Regions from separate parts of the Mus musculus genome. Here region 2 is linked to region 1. The links are chromatin loops, found by intact Hi-C in ENCODE. Cell type or tissue: left cerebral cortex. All regions are shown on one strand. Each heading gives the region's core, and the rest is flanking DNA. Links, peaks and the distances in the headings are about the cores only.

Region 1 (8,332 bases), core at 229-8,228:
TCCCATGCCTATGGAAGAAGCAGTCACTTATCTATTTCCCAATATTCATTCTCCTCATTTCGTCAGTAAAATAACCCTGACTTCTAGCTGAGTCTGTGGCTACTTTGACTAAAGAGCAAATAATTTAAATGTCCTTGAGGAGAGTTAACACCATGTGACACACCTGGAGCCATAGCTGCCTTGTTGGACCAAGGGATGACTTTGGGAGTACAAGCCGTACGCTGTACGTGGTGAGGCAACAAGATGAAAGTATGTGGATTGCTGGCTTGTGTACTGATCTGTAGTCTAGCATTGCCTATATGAGGAGGTTTAGGTGGAAGAAGAGACAATTTCCCCAAGTAGCGACTCAATAGAGAAAAATTTTCCAGTAGCAAAAAAATATATGTATGCTTTAAAAGAAATTGACTTAGTCTAGACACGGGTCACATGTCAGTTACCCAGACAGTCAGGAGGTTAAGGCAGAAAAACCTTGAGTTTAAGACCAGCTGGGGTTGAAGAGCAGGAGAAAAAAAAAAAAAAAAAAAAAGATCAGGGAGGCTGAGATGGGGATGCGGCTCAGTGATGAGTTTGCCTCCACACGCAAAGCCCAGTGCAACAAGGGGCAAAAGTTGATTTGGTTGAATTACAATACCTGAGTTGTACCACAGGTTGAAAATGATTAGTGGTAGGTCTATTAGGCTCCCATATATATTGTGCCATGTGGCACTTTGAAAAAACATTTATTTACTTCTAATTTTTAATTATGCATTTGTAGGTGTCTCTGTATGTGGGTATGCACATGTGAGCTCAGATGCAAGGCACTGGGTTACCCTGGGGCTGGAGTCACACGCACCGGTGAGTTATCCAACGTAGGTGCTGGGAACAGAACTTGGGTCCTCTACAAGAGCAATATGCAATCTTCACCACTGAGCCAGCTGTGTCATGTGGGAGTATTGAAATCGGAATACCTGCCCTCACAGCTGCCTGACACCTTCAGATGCCACAGAGCAGAGACAGGAATCGAGTCTAATGCTGCATTTTATTCAGAGAGCTGAGAAGATAGTGGATTAGCATCTAGAAATCTGCATCATCATTGCAGATTGCCTGTAGGGACTAGGTGAGGACAAAGGCGTCCGCTCACCTCGGAGCTCAGGCTTGCCCCTCTGGTTAGGTGGCTGGCTTGGGTTTTGAGAGTTTTGATGTCTAGCTTTCATTACTGTCCTTGCCTTCTTTCCTTCCTCCTGTGGATGTTTTGACTCAGGGACTTCTCAAAATGATGAGTCCAATAAATTTAGTGTCTGCTGGTATCCACTTTGTACTCTTCCAGGGTCATCTGGACTAGGGATGACTGTTAACTCAAAAGACATGTGCCATTAACAGTGCTAAGCTGCTAGGATCATGGACAACGCAATTCTTCTCTATGATGTGCAGTACGAGAGCATCTTTTTAACACACCGAATACAAATGTGTCACCTTCAGTCTCTCTTCTCCTCTACAAATAGGAGGTAGGGTGTGTATGACTTGCAAAATGACCTTATACCACATGCCTGTTTATTTCCTGCCTCGGTGATTTTGTGTTTGTGACACTCTGTTCTACAGGTTACAAGGAAGGAGCTATTTAGCAACTGTTTTCCAAGCCTTTGCTGGTCATTTGCTCTCCTGATGAGAGCAATGGCTTCCAGAGTCAGCTGCAATGGAAGGAAAAGGTCAGGACAACATCTCACTTGGCTTTCCCAAATGAGGCTTGGTCCCCCAGGGAGAGTCATTGCTCTCTGGTGTGATTTGGCATCAACCACTTGTGAGCAGCAGGGAGGTTTGGGCTGAGTGTTTGCTGCAGATCTCTGGTTGGGGTTTGATAGCCTTATCTTCCCTCTTGAGCCCACTGCTGACCCAGACTTGCAAATGAGTGACCCATTGGAAAAGTACAATGACACTTGGCATCTGAAGAGCTGTTTAGTAGAAAATGTGGCATTTGGAATCTAATATAAAGTAATTGGAGAGGGAAATTCCATGATCTTATGAATTTCACTTAAATATCTTCTGTGAAAAATCAACTCGGGTATTACCTGTTGGTGGTTGGGTCTGAGCTAAGTGTTTTCAGGTGACAAAGAACATGACTGTCCAAGTTAGGGTTATGGTTGCTGTGTTGAGGCACCATGACTGAAAGCAACTTGAGGAGGAAAGGGTTTTAATTGGCTTCTGCTTCCACATCATTGTTCATCACTGAAGGAAGTCAGAATGTGAGCACAAACAGGGCAGGAACCTTGAGGCAGGAGCTAATGCAGAGGCCATAGAGGGGTGCTGTTTAATGGCTTTTCCCTCATGGCTTGCCCAGGCCACTTTCTTGTAGAACCTGGGACCACCATATCAGGGATGGCACCACCTACAACAGTAGATCTTATGGAGGCATTTCTCTGTAAGAGAGAGAGAGAGAGAGAGAGAGAGAGACAGAGACAGAGAGACAGAGACAGAGAGACAGAAAGACAGAGGGATACAGAGAGGGGAGAGAGACAGGCAGACGGACAGACAGACACAGAGACAAAGAACAGAGAAAGGAGAGAGGGAGGTGGAGTTTTGGGAAACCAAACTGTTCTCTACACTTCCCTGCCTCACAAAGGATGCTATCATGAATAATAACTACAATCCAGGATTCCTGGCATAGAAGTCTGAATTCACACTGAAAAGTCAAGGGCAGTGCTGAAGAGTGTACTTGAGTTCAGAAGATCAGGACTCAAAGCCTTGCTTCCTTCGTTCATGACCTTGATGAGCTTCGTGACTTCATGCACAATTACACTGTGTGCTGGGGCTGGATTATCTCAGCGGGGTCACCTGATGTCCACATCTCGTTCCTTCCAAGCCTCTGCCCACTACTGTCACAGTAGCTGTGGCATGCATGAGTCTTTACATCCTAGGACTTGACAAATCAGCATCCCCCCCCCCAACCCCCCCCCTCCCCCCCCCCCCCCCCCCCCCCGCCACAGAGTCTGTAAACATTCCCCAGCACTTCATTTCTAACGTTGTGCCATGAAGCTTATAGTCCATGCCTGACTGAGGAGAGAGCTTGAGGGAGGCACGGAGCACAAGTGACAGTCAGCATCATTCCACGCCTCTCTCAAAACCAATCTCTCTCTGCCACAACCTATGAGCTATATTGTTGAAACTGCCCTTTGGGGAAGGTAGCAGCTGGTTTCACCCACTGCCTCCTAACTTTGCATAGCTGTTTCACCTCCTGGGATCTCTCTTGCCCTGGGGCCTCTGTGCTAATGGAGCAGCCTGTCTTTTTAGCATGAAATGTAAATGGCATAGTCAGAGGAGCTGAAGATTACAAGGTTGGATTGACATTTGCACAGGCCTCCTTCCATATGCCTTACAGAGCCTTGCCGACTCTGGAGTAGCTACACTTGGAGTAGCCAGGCCTCAGGTTGAAACCAATGTGGGTTTAACATATGGCACCTGGCCTTCAACAGCAATGAGGAAATTCACATTTGATGTCTGTATCTTTGGGGGAAAGAGACACTGGTTTTACTTTAAAAAACAAAAAGTAGTAGTGGTTCTCAGAGGTTAGCTTGGCTTTCAGTCCTGGTTCTTTGAGGACAGGCAGAAACTTGAGTGACAGCATAGGGACCTAGCCCCTTCTGTTAGTACTCTAGCCATCTCCAGTTCCCAGAATATCTGACAGTTACAATGCCAGGCTGCCAGGAACAGTGTCCTTGCTCTCTCCTAACAGGCCAGTGGACAATCCAGCTAGGTTTCAAACTAGTTGCCCCACTGCCAGCACCTTGCCTTCCCTGTTACAGGCCCTATGGAGGGTCCCCAAGGCCTTTCAGGAGGATGCATTGCTTGAATCATACCACATAGGCTTTGGGGCCTCCCTTCCCGTAAGTCTTCTGCTCCCCCACAAAGGGCTCTGCCTCACCCTTAGAGCCTGCTTTTTCATGTCATGTGATCACAAATGTTGGGAGCATTCCTGGAGTCTATATCTTTTAATCTGGTGGCATTAAAGATTGGGTTCCTTGTGACTCTGGACTCAGGTCTGGTTTAATTATCAGGATCCTATTCTTTACTTAGCAGGACAGTTTTCCTATGCGAAGAAGTCTGAGAATTTACCATGTACACTTAAGTTCACAATTATATGGATGTGCTTTGAAATCGTGCTTCACGCATGCTGGGCACATACTCTCCCAACCGAGATACATCCTTAGATCAATTAAAATGATTTTTAAATTACTTCAGGAAATAATTACTGCATAGCACCTTGGCTTCTAAGTCTGCAGACGAAAGGACTAGCTTTCAGACAGAAAGACGCCTTGTTTCCTCACTGTTTAGATTCAAAACCCAAATTTAAAACAGCAACAAAAACCTTCTAGTGAGGTATTCTTCGGTCTCCCAGACTTCTTTGGTCTACCTCTATCTTACCCATCTAACTCTGGTGCAGCCAGTTTCCCAAGCGGGCATGTTTCCCATGTGGGCATGTTGACTTGGTGGCTGGGAATGGTAAGCCATTGGGTCACACTGAACCTGGGGACACTGAACCTCACTGAGTGGGAGGTGGCTAGTGCCTCAAGGCTGAGCAGGGCTGGAGAAGGTTGACAAACTTGGCTTCGGATCCTTTTCCACAGGGCTTTTCAGTCCTACAAGCTGAGGGTAGTTTTGGCTCTTCAGTAGAATGAGTAGAAGAGCTCTTTTGCCCCCTATGGGCTGATGTGAGAATTGCATGTTGAGAGATTTCTATAAACCATAGGGATCATTATCCTTGAAATAAAGAGGTGCCCTCAGCATTCAGCTATCAAACGCTGGGAACTTGACTCTTCTTTTCTCTCTTGTTATATGGTTATTTGCTTTCTGGTAGTTTCTCAAGATCTAGAAAGGGGCAAGACAGGCCATGGTGAGGATAGGACAGGGTATCTGATACCCACCAATGAGAGAAGAGCTAAAAGCAAAGATTAAGAAAAGGTCTTAGTTGACATCTTAGAACTCAAGGCCAAGCACACTCTAGTTGCCTGGAGAAGGAGCTGGAATCTTGGTGTGCAGAGACACATGGCAGGCCTGAGTGGGCTCTCCCTACATAGCAGAGAGAATGGTCACCTTTAAACAAGACAGCAGGCAGGATAGGCCACAACTGAACTATATTCAAACACATATAAAAATCAAATTTAAACTCATATAAATAATACAGTGCAGATTTCAGCATCTATGGCAGATAGTAAAGTGAATGGGATGTGTGTGACAAACAAATTACAATTTCAGCAAGGACAAGTCACCTGACCATTTGTATCCAAATGTTAACCCCCTCTTCCTAAAAAAAAAGGACCATACTTTTCTTTAGAACAATGGCATTTAGCCTTTTCCTCTTATACCAATTTATTCCTTTGAGATGTAGCTGTGTAACCACGGGAGAAATGCTACCTAAAACTGCATAACGTTGGGAGCCAACTCCTCCAGGAGTTTTACAGAAATCTCAGCCAACCATACAAAGCAAAGGAGGGGCTGACCTGAAGGCCTGGTCTGGCATTCTAGGGAAGCTGAATTCTCATGGGCAACATGTAATCAAGGTGACATGTAATCAAGGAGGTCATTGTGACCAGGATTTGGAAGATCTGTCCAGGCTATAGCATGCAAATATTTTTCATTTGAAAAATTATGGAGCCTTGGCTGGCCTCAGACTCACAGATGTCTGCTTGCATCTGCCTCCTGAGTTCTGGGATTAAAGGCATGCACACTGTGTGTATACTCCACCCAGCCTAGTGTAGTGCACCCAGGAGTATCCTGCACCCTGTCTAGGCCCTAAACAGCAGAGCCCAGGACAGCAGAGGAAAGGACAGCACCATGGTTCCTGCAGCACTTAACATACTTGACTGTGGAAAAACACCCCACATTAAGTTCTTGATGATGGGAACCAGATCTTCCAAATGCTTAAAGTATTGCCAACCAAAACTGAGCCCCAGGAATTCAGTGGGTATCTGGAAAGGCTAAAAGAAACCTCCAGAAGGTTCTTCTGGCTCATGTCTGTGGTCTCAGGCCAGGACAGTCTTCTGAGAATTGCAGAACTCTCCCTTCCCAGGTGACCTTGTTGGGAAACAAAGCAACAGCTGAGGCTTGAAGGTCTCTGGGCTCCATCCAAAACCCTAAAACATGCCAGGTTCAAGGAAAGCTCTTGCTCTATCTGTGCAGTCTGAGTTCGTGTGGAAGGAGAAGGCTGTGTATCGACAATAGAAAACACCTCCCTTTAGCTCTGAGGCTGCAGTCCACTTACTCAAAACCCACTCATTCCCTCCTACTGAAAAACCAGAACATGACATTCAGGCAGCTGCCAAGGGCTTATGCTTATAGCAGGACAGGGATGATACTGCAAAAAACAGCTCCCAAGAGTCTGTTATTGTCTTGTGATTTACAAAGCTGAAGGTGTTTAGGGAAAAATGGCAAGGATCATAGAGGCAGACTCCACATCCAGAATGCAGCTGAGTGGTAAGAACACTTTTTTATAACCCAGACCGGACATGACTTTAAAAATAGAACTTCAACATGGTGGACTCTGAAACAGATTTGCCTGCCTTCTCTTACTTGGCTTGGTTGGCTGGAACGGAGACCTGAATGGACTTGGAATCCTGCCAGGGTTTGTGTGTGTGTGTGTGTGTGTGTGTGTGTGTGTGTGTGTGTGTGTGTGTGTGTGCAGGTACTCACAGAGTTCAGAAGAAGACATCAGATCCCTTAAAGCTAGGTACTTGGAACTCAGCTGAGGTCCTCCGTAAGAGCAGCAAGCCCTCTTAACTGCTGACCTATATCTTTCCAGCTCTGTGGAAGTTGCTTTTGGTTAACAGAGAACCAGGCCTGTTTTCTTGAGACCCAGCCCAGGACCAAATCGACTGAGTCTTGGATCTTGGCTGAGACTGGGCTCCCACTTATCCCTTCAGCACCTGTGTCTTTAAGAAGGGCTTCAGTGTGTCTGTGGGATTCTCTAGGAGTGGAGCTTCTCATGTCAGCCATACTGTGAGGAACAACGGTTAGACCAGATGGTGAGTGGTCACCTTAACAGATGTGACAGTCACAGTAAACCGATGATGCCGAAGACCCCTGTAACCTGCTCCTTCCCACTCATCTCTTTGACCTCCAAAGAAAAAAGGTGTTAAGACTCCCTCTGCCACTTTGGCAAGATGTAAGCTACGCTCAGTTTTGTAAAGGAAGGACCAGAGTGTGTGGAGCGAGATTTGTACTTGCTATGCATCCCTATTACCCCTCTCTGCTCACTGCTGACTTACCGTGAGGCATACAAGCAGGTCAGCTGCCGGCTAGCACTTACATGTGCCTGCAAAGCCATGTTGCTGGGGAGCCATGATGGGCCTTAGAGCATCCATAGGGTACCAGCCCTCTCTCCCCTCCACCCACTTTATAGGAAAAGAAGCAGGAGCCCAGTCTACTGCTGGCAGCCTGAGGCACAGTAAGGAGAGGGATGTGTTCAGTGCGCTCAGATGAGGCAGGACCTGGGCATCTGATGGTAAGCATACATTGTGTTGCTCTGCAGCTACACACAGGGAAAGCCACAGACCCTACCCATTCAGGAAGGAAGTCCTAGTCCATGTAGGCCAAGTGGGCCTGCTTCACTTCAGTCCTGACCGCCAGTCAGTTTGTGGAAGAGGTCCTCATCGAGCGTTTCGTTTTGGTCCTTGGATCGGGTGGACAAGAAGATGTAGCCACCAATGTACTCATGGACAATCTTGCAATCTGCACTTAGGCAGGTGAATGCGATGGAGACGTTTTGGTCAAACTCGATTGCCACCTGGAAAGTAAGCCAAGGATAAACTTAAACTCTGACGAGGAAGGATGAGAAAGCAGCTGGAGATGGTGCCCAAGGCTGAGAACTATCGAGGGCTCCAACACCAAAAATGGCTCTATGGAAAATGTCTTTGCTCTTTGCGCCCTCTTGTGGTATCAGTTCTAATGCGTGCCTAGCAAATCATTGTGCATTTCCATTGTTTTTTCAGAGGTTAAGAATATCCATTTTCGGACTAATATCCAACATATATAAAGAACTCAAGAAGGTGGACTTCAGAAAATCAAATAACCCCATTAAAAAATGGGGCTCAGAACTGAACAAAGAATTCTCACCTGAGGAATACCGAATGGCAGAGAGAAGCACTTGAAAAAATGTTCAACATCCTTAATCATCAGGGAAATGCAAATCAAAACAACCCTGAGATTCCACCTCACACCAGTCAGAATGGCTAAGATCAAAAATTCAGGTGACAGCAGATGCTGGCGAGGATGTGGAGAAAGAGGAACACTCCTCCATTGTTGGTGGGAGTGCAGGCTTGTACAACCACTCTGGAAATCAGTCTGGCGGTTCCTCAGAAAACTG
Region 2 (8,332 bases), core at 180-8,179, 56 kb before region 1:
TGTTTTCTCCGTGTACAATCCTGGCTGTCCTGAAACTTTAGACCAGGCTGGCCATGAACTCAGAGATCTGTCTCTGTCTCTGCTTGCCTCTGTCTGTCTCTGCCTGCCTGCTGGCCTCTCTGCCTCTGACTCCTAAGTGCTAAGACTAAAGGCAAGCATATCCATGCCTGGGAACAAAATCACTCTTTAGCTTTAAGATTCTTTGTTACCTCTTCTCAAAGGTTTTGGCATTTCCAATGAGGGACTTTTTTTTAGGAACACTTGGGCTCTGTCTGGAGCGCCCTGTGGCTACTCATTGTGATGGCTCTGGTTTCTCTTTGGATGAGTCCCTGCTGCTCCTACTTTGGAGTTCTAGAGAAAACCAGTGTAATTGCACTTTAAATGTGGCAAGTAGTTCAGATGTAAGATCATGCAATTTCAAAAGCTAGTCTAAGCTGGGCTTTTAATTAAGACAAAGTATTCTTTATTTAGTGGAGTACTATATGAAGCATAGACTGTTTTTGTTTGTTTGCCTAGGAAGCTCGCTGGGTATATGTCTGTGTAGAGATGGATGTGAAAGTCATATTTGGCTGATTACTGAATGTGCTGACTCTTAATGTTTGCTTTTAGGTTGCCGATTTTGAAAACTTCATTGGATCACTGAATGACCAAGGTTATCTCTTGAAGAAAGGCCCAAAGATTTACCAACTTCAAACTATGTGAAAGACTTTACCACATCAGGGCTTCCTGTGGTTCAAAATAGTTCAGAATCATCGTAATTACAAAACTGAAAATAAAAGTTCTGAAAAATGACACAACTCCTATAACAGAATAAAGGCCTATCCATAATTTATCCAGAAGAGTAAGAAGAGTAAATTGTTTCCATTATTTTATCTAAATAGCATAAGCATATGCTTTTAACTCATCATATTTTTAGTAGTGCTTTTTAGTTTTGTATATCAGATGTCTAGCAGGCATTCAGCTAATGCAAAAACAGATTAGTATGTGTTCAGGTGAACTTTTACTTAAAACATTAAACTTTGGCTCTCCTAAATTGTTCAGGTCACAAAAACTCTTCATTCATTTTTAACTTTATGATTATGGGCAGTGGGTCTGACTTGGCTTCTCATTTGAAAGTAGTGGAAATTTATTGACTTAATTAGAAGTCTTTTCTGGGGCTAGAGAGATGACTCAGTGGTTAAGAGCACTGACTGCTCTTCCATAGGTCCTGAGTTCAAGTCCCAGCAACCACATGGTGACTCACAACCATCTGTAATGGGATCCAATGCCCTCTTCTCGTGTCTCTGAAGAGAGTAACAGTGCACTCACATAAATAAATCTTAAAAAAAAAAAGAAGAAGAAGAAGTCTTTTCTGAGGAGTATTATTTATAGAATTGCATGACTGCTGATGATTTAAAAAAAAAAAAAAACTGAAAAAAAAAAAGCTTCCAGTAGTTTGTAAAATAAAACTAGCCTCTTGCCATGGTGCTTAAGGTGTTCTGCCTCTGTGCCTCATGGATGCCATCCCTGTACTTGGAAGAGTGTCTGCAGAAGGTAAAGGGATGGCTTGCCTGCTGCATCAGAGCAGCAGCAAGAAGCACTGTTCATCAGGCCTCAGAAGAGAAAGCACATACAGAGACATGGACCTGAAACCCCCATGCTGAGGGGTTTCCTGTGGTCTGCTTCAAGGAGGCAGGACCAATGAAATCAGAATTCATCATGTTTTTGTGAGTCTTCAAATGGAACTGGACCTCTAGCCAAAGCATTCTTTGTATATATAGCCAATAAGCACGTTAGCATTTAACAGACACTGATTAGAAATTAGTTACTTATGGGCAGTGGTGGCGCACTTGGGAGGCAGAGGCAGGTGGATTTCTGAGTTCGAGGCCAGCCTGGTCTACAGAGTGAGTTCCAGGACAGCCAGGGCTACACAGAGAAACCTTGTCTTGGAAAACCAAAAACCAAAAACCAAAACCAAAAAAAAAAAAAAAAAAAAAAAAAAGAAATTAGTTACTTAACTTCCAGGAAACCAGGAGATGAATAACTAAAAAAACCAAAATACCCAAAAACTGAGTTGGGGAGATGGCTCAGTTGGTTAAGTCTGAGTAAGATCCTCATGTAAAAAGCCAAGGATGCTTCATTTGTAACCCTAACGCTGGGTGGAGGGAGGAGAGGCAGTTTCCTGAAGCTCCCTGGCCAGCCTGAACTGATGAAGCCATTCAGCATCAGCCTCTGCCCCCACACCTACACACATACAAAAAGCAGTGTGCGCTGAGTAACCAAAATAAAGCAAATCCTAGTATTTTACAACGAATATTTAACTGATAGTAAATGCAAAATGAAAATGAAATGAGGGATAATATGCCATAGAATACCATAGAAATATTAAACCCTGACTTGAAGGAACCAAGTGGTAGCTGATATAAATATGATCAAAGTCAGCTGGTTAGATTAGCTGCAAGCAGCTCCATCAGTTGACCCATCCATCCCAAAATGGGCCGATCAGACCACTGTATACAAGGGGATGACTAAGGCTAAGACTATATACAAGGGGATGTAACTCTAATTATGAACAGAAACTGACTTTGTTTTTGTTTTCGAGACAGATTTTCTCTGTGTAGCCCTTGCTGACCTGGAATTTACAGATATCTATCAGCCTCTGCCTCCCAAGTGCTGGGATTAAAGGCATGCACCACGGCCACCTGGATTTATCTTTTTACTTCTTTTTCTCTTTGTTTCATACCACTGCTTAGATTTTTCTTCTCTTTTCCTCTTCTTTCCTTTTCTTCATTTTTCTTTCTTCCTTTTTTAATTAAAAAGAAAAGTCTAGGCCTCTCGCAAAAACCAAAACAAAATAAAGATGATCTTGATAAAAAGCTCCTTAAGACTACAATCCTTAGCCGGGCGTGGTGGTGCACGCCTTTAATCCCAGCATTCGGGAGGCAGAGGCAGGCGGATTTCTGAGTTCGAGGCCAGCCTGGTCTACAGAGTGAGTTCCAGGACAGCCAGAGCTACACAAAGAAACCCTGTCTTGGAAAAAAAAAAAAAAAAGACTACAATCGTCAAATGTGATGTGGGCTTTACGAACAACTTCCAGGTGAGTGTGTGCCATCACAGACTGGGCTGAAGAACAGTGGAAAGACTGCAAGACATCACCACGTGGTGACCTTTCACTGGTTTGGTTCTTGCCCGACCTGGATTCAAGGCCCTGGGTTCAAGCTCAAATCTATAACAAAATGGTAGGTTAGGTAAGGTTATAACAGTGAACTGATTTGTTTCTAATTCAGACTTAGAATAAGCAGGTTTCTCCTGTCCACGGGCTTCTGTACCTGTAAAAGTAAAGGCAAATACAGAAGGCATGTTAGAGTTGTTGAGAGGATAAATAATGACACTATAACGCATACAGTAAGCACTTCCCAAGTAAACAATTAGTGATTGCTATTATTGACATTTCCCTTTGCTCTATTCATATGCATTTAGTGCTAAGGAAGCAGAGTAGGTACTTAACTACTTTGATGCCAACACTAATGCTTTACATCTCCAGTGATAATACAGAGCCATGCACACCAGCGGGCCACTTGGCATCAGGCAGGCCTGATATAAGTGGCTTCCTGTGGCCACGTGGCACTCGCTCTTGGTCTTCCCTACCTGTCATTCTTCTTAGCCTGCAGGCACTAGCGGCTCTACTCACTAGTCAGGTCTTCCTAACCTGCGGGCCTTAGCTGTTCGTGCTCGCCGCTGCCGCGCGGGGGCGCCGGTGAGCAGAGCGGCTGGGTGTCGTGAAAACGTCGTGAAAGCTGACTCCCTTGGCGGTTCAGGCCACCTGTATAAGCGGAAAGTGCCAGAGTGTAGAAATTAGTATGGAGCTGTCCATACGGCCTCGGCACCGCTCGACTTCTCTAGAGAAGCTGGCAGCCGGTGCCAGGGGCGTCTGAGTTCTCGACTCTTGGACTCCGTGGAGGCCACACGGCCATGTTGGCTTGGCGCGTGGCGCGCGGCGCGTGGGGCCCTCTTCGCGTGGCCCTCCGGCCTCCGGGGGCGCGGCTCGGCAGGGGCGGCTCCCGCAGGGCCCTGCTGCCGCCCGCGGCCTGCTGCCTCGGCTGCCTGGCTGAGCGCTGGCGGCTGCGGCCGGCCGCGTTCGCCTTGCGGCTGCCCGGCGCCGGCCCGCGGACCCACTGCTCGGGCGCGGGGAAGGCAGCCCCGGAGCCCGCCGCCGGAGGAGGAGGTGCCGCCGCGCAGGCCCCCAGCGCCCGATGGGTCCCGGCGAGCGCCGCCAGCTCGGTACGTGCGAGGGAGGGTCGGCGGGACGCAGGTGACGGGCTCGGCGCTCTGTCGCGACACTCACCCGGTGTTCTGGGAAGTTACGGGCAGCCAGGGCGTTCGATCTTGGTGAACTTCAGGGGTCCCCCGCCGGGTACAGTCTCTGGCCAAGTTGAAACCCACTGTAATCCCCTTGTGTGCACACCCGTTGCTGGGAGGTGTGTCTACACGTTGCATAGGTAAAAACAACCATCGCTCGTCTAGTTAATCTGTTTTTAATTTTTTGAAGTGAATCTTCAGGGTTAAGTTCGGCGGAACCATAAGAACGGCCCTTCTGTCCGTTTGTGCAGATTACATCATCCTTTGGTCTTTAGCAGTATCACGGAGGATAATTATCTGGCTTAGGTTGTAATGAAAAGATCTTTCAACTTTGTATTATAGAAAGCTTCAGACTATTCTTGACGTAACAGAAGGATTTGTTCACCTTGCCTGGTAAGATAACTTCCCAAGCAGGTGACACCAGAGCATGAGTGTGGCCCAGCTTTTGATGTCATGTTAGCAAGTCCATGCAATTATTACATCTTCAATTGTTAGGTCTTCAGCGGCCACTGTACTGCCCTGCTCTCCTCAGTTACACAGCATGGGCTGAGGTGGCCACACCCCGGCAGGGGTCACAGCTTCAGGCCTAGCTTTAAAACTCTTGGAGATTGAACGCCGCCGGATGCTTTGAAGTTGCCCTCAACCTGGCTGAAGCCCTTCCCAGCACAGTTGGCCGAGTATGCCACAGGTTATCTGGTTGGGTAATTTGAGATTAAGCTTTGTCGACTTTCACAAATGTCCAAATGTAATAACTAGATATTAATGAGCTTTTTGTAGGGTTTTGTTTTTCGAGACAGCTCTTCTCTGTGTAACAGCCCTGGCTGTCCTGGAACTTGATCCGCTGGCCTCGAACTCATGAGATTCACCTGCCGCAGCCTCCCGAGTGCTGAGGTCAAAGGCCTGCACCACCACCATGCCAGCCGGTGAACATTTTTTTGTGGGGCACAGGCTCACTTACTGGCCTGGTAGCCAGCTGTAGTTGTGTTGTGTCTTTACCAAGGGAAGTGAGGAGGCTGGGTGCAGCTTTCTATTTAGTCATGCTCTTTCAGTGTGTTAGACTAACTTTGGAGCTCTTCATTCTCAGCTTTTGCTTGCTTGTTTTAGTTTTGAGATAGGGTTTCTGTGTGTAGTTCTGGCTGTCCTGGAACTTAATCTGTAGACCAGGCTGTCCTCTGAGATCCACCTGCCTCTGCCTCTGCCTCTTGAGTGCCCAAGTTAAAGGCGTGTGCCGCCATAGTCTGATGGCTTTTGCTTTCTAGCACAGCCCTGAGCTAGCTACCTTTCTCTCTTCCCAGCTTTTGTGAGTTGCTGTAATATTGGGTCAGTATTTGACTTTGTTCCACAGTGTGGTCAATAGCCTTACTCTTTTCATTACACATACAAAGGTCAGGGCAAATCTCGAGCTGTCTCAGCAGCTTGATACTTTTTCTAAATTTCAGGAACATTTCTAATCTTTGAACCTGGGTGAAATGAGCTTGTTTTCATACAACTATATAGCGTAGTCCTACTTGAATAGAAGATTCCAGCTTAGAGGGTTGTATTGCTTCTGATTTGGCCATTGTCCCTATAGAATTTGAAGTTCTATAATTTTCAGTGACAGTATTCTCCACCTGCCTCCAACAACCACCATATTATTCCTCTACACCGACACGCTTTCTGTCGGGTTCTTAGTATCAATGCCTTTTCTTATGAGGTAGGTGGGTCATGAGCTGTTTAAAGATGATCTTGAGAAGTGAGCGCTGCCACTTTTCCCTTTTGGTTCATGCAAACATACTTGCTACTGATACACATCATGATCTCGGCTTCCCTGGATTGTCTTTTCACTCTCCACGTGTGTTCTGGGAACTGAGGTTGTCAGCGTGGCCCTAAGAACCCATACCCAGTGAGCTCACCAGCCTGCTTTTTTTTTTTTTCCTAAAAAGGTTAAGGTTTAGCAAGTTGGTTACTGACTTACTGATTAAAAGGGATGCTAAAATGCTTCTTCGAAGATAGCATTCAAGGGGGTGGAATCTTGACTAATGGAGAAAACAGTTCAGGCTCCAGGGAAAGATATTTTCTTGTTGTTTGTGTACCATGTGGCACAGGGTGTTGCAGCTTTGCTAGCTTAGAAGTTGGCATGCGCTCATGAGTTTTCTCTTTGGCAATGTCTTTCAGTGCCGTTGCCGGGAGCCCTTCTGGTAGTGCCCGTGTCTAACAGCTTTGCTCCATAGGAAGTTTCAAGGAACCAGAAATCCCAGACTGCCTCAGGCTTTTACTTGAGGGAGAAGAAGGAGTCTGAACATCTCCATTGCTGCTTTTGACAGATTTATAGAACTCTCCGTTTCCATCTATCTCTGTCTTGGATTTAGCAGCTTTTGACGAGAGTACCTGGATTTGATAATTTGCTTTTTGTTTTGTTTTGGTTTTCTGACAAAATTCTAGTCTGTTTGGCTACTTAGAAGATCTTTCAAATCTTTTGCTTTAATGAAGTCATTAGAAGCTAGATTATATGGTAAATAAGGCATGCTCATCTTTTACATTTAAAATTTCTCTATGAATATATTTATATATACGTGCTTACAAGAATTAAAGTTTATCTTCTTACCCGTCAGTTAATAAGGTATATATTTAAAAGTATGAATTTATAGCATTTTATTCAAATCGTGCTGTCTTTGTCTTTCAGTATGAAAATCCATGGACAATCCCAAATTTGTTGTCAATGACAAGAATTGGCCTGGCCCCCGTGTTGGGCTACCTGATTCTTGAAGAAGACTTTAATGTTGCACTAGGTGTTTTTGCTTTAGCCGGGCTAACGGATTTGGTAAGTTTTGAATATATTTGCTTTTTTCTCCCTTTCAAATCCCACGCTGTCTGTAACTCCCGTTGTAGCCTCGCCTTAGCATTTTCTGGAAGGATGTTCTCAGCATGAGTGTGATCTGGTACTTTGTGTAAGGACTTGCCTTTAGCATCCACATGGGACTGCTTGATAAGGTTTAAGGGAGCGTGTTAAGGTCTTAGAGAACTCCAGGAGAAGATAATCTTTAGCCTTGGTGTTTAACTTTTCCAAAGGAGAAACCTTAGAAATGCCGCAGCCTGAGTGCTTGCTGTGAAGTAAGTAAAGAGCGAGCAGAGCTGGAACGCTGTGTGGGCTGCGGAAGAAGTAGCCTGGTGTGCACGTTTGTTCCTGTCCCAGGGAGCCAGGGTGTGTCCCGGGCTGCTCAGCTGTGAGCACTGTGCAGAGAAGGCCTTGGTGTGAGGTGAGACTGGACATGCTTTCTTCTCCTTCCTAAGCATGTGCGCAAGGAGGGGCTCTGAGGTCACTCAGCCAGTCAGAGTGTGATATAAAGCTGGGAGAGTAATTTTACAATAGAAGGCTTTGTTCCGTTTTCTGACTGACCACTACCATCATATACGGCTGTATTATCATTTACCTTTTCACAAACGATTTGAAATGATTTATAAAATTCCAAGCCTACAAACAAACACCATTGGGAGAGGTGGAGGACAGAGGAAACACTAGAGCTCAGAACAGTGTGAGCATGTGGAGATGGAAACAGTATCTTCTCTTTCAGGGAGTGCGTGGGAGGCACAGTTTCTTTGTCTTCAATCCTATTTGGGTTTTTTTTTTTTTTTTTTTTTCTTTTTAACAGTTTGCTCTGTATTTATTTAATGATACTAGAAAATTCGTTTTCTTTTTCTTTTTTTTTGGGGGGGGGGCTTTTGAGACAGGGTTTCTCTGTATAGCCCTGGCTGTCCTGGAACTCACTCTGTAGACCAGGCTGGCCTCGAACTCAGAAATCCACCTGCCTCTGCTTCCCAAGTGCTGGGATTAAAGGCGTGCGCCACCACGCCCCGCTGAAAATTCGTTTTCTAAAGTAAAACGTTTGCTTTTCCTGTTGTGGTTCACAGAGACAGCACTTGCCTAGTAGCAGTAGCAGTAGTGGTCAGGCTAGAATTACCTGAAGGTTTTGAAGGTGGACAGAGGCAAGCATTTGCATTGTCTTAATGACGTTTC

What was found. Hi-C counts contacts between places; a loop is a spot of excess contacts. Peaks named below come from ENCODE experiments on the same cell type or tissue, not always from the same donor. Only the 100,000 strongest peaks of a DNase experiment are listed, where the experiment ranks them.
Region 2: a loop joins it to region 1, with 8 times the contacts of the local background. A loop is called at or near these places in 25 of 42 quality-filtered maps.

The regions. Positions count from the first base shown.
Region 1 is chr2:132,899,089-132,907,420 of GRCm38, forward strand. Fermt1 (fermitin family member 1) reads right to left here. Exons shown (of 15, transcript NM_198029.2): 15 at 5,091-7,753. The coding sequence ends at 7,580. Among named protein-coding and RNA genes, the nearest start is that of Lrrn4, 22 kb to the left of the region's middle. In left cerebral cortex, for the core only: CTCF peaks have their summits at 4,675 and 7,894 (motif pointing left); DNase peaks (open chromatin) are centred at 4,662, 6,253, 6,532 and 7,874.
Region 2 is chr2:132,842,866-132,851,197 of GRCm38, forward strand. It overlaps Mcm8 (minichromosome maintenance 8 homologous recombination repair factor), which reads left to right. Exons shown (of 19, transcript NM_001291054.1): 19 at 610-1,332. The coding sequence ends at 702. It overlaps Crls1 (cardiolipin synthase 1), which reads left to right and starts at 3,801. Exons shown (of 7, transcript NM_001024385.1): 1 at 3,801-4,260; 2 at 7,001-7,138. The coding sequence starts at 3,952. In left cerebral cortex, for the core only: a CTCF peak has its summit at 3,725; DNase peaks (open chromatin) are centred at 3,753 and 6,497; H3K4me3 peaks cover 1,891 bases; H3K27ac peaks cover 1,079 bases.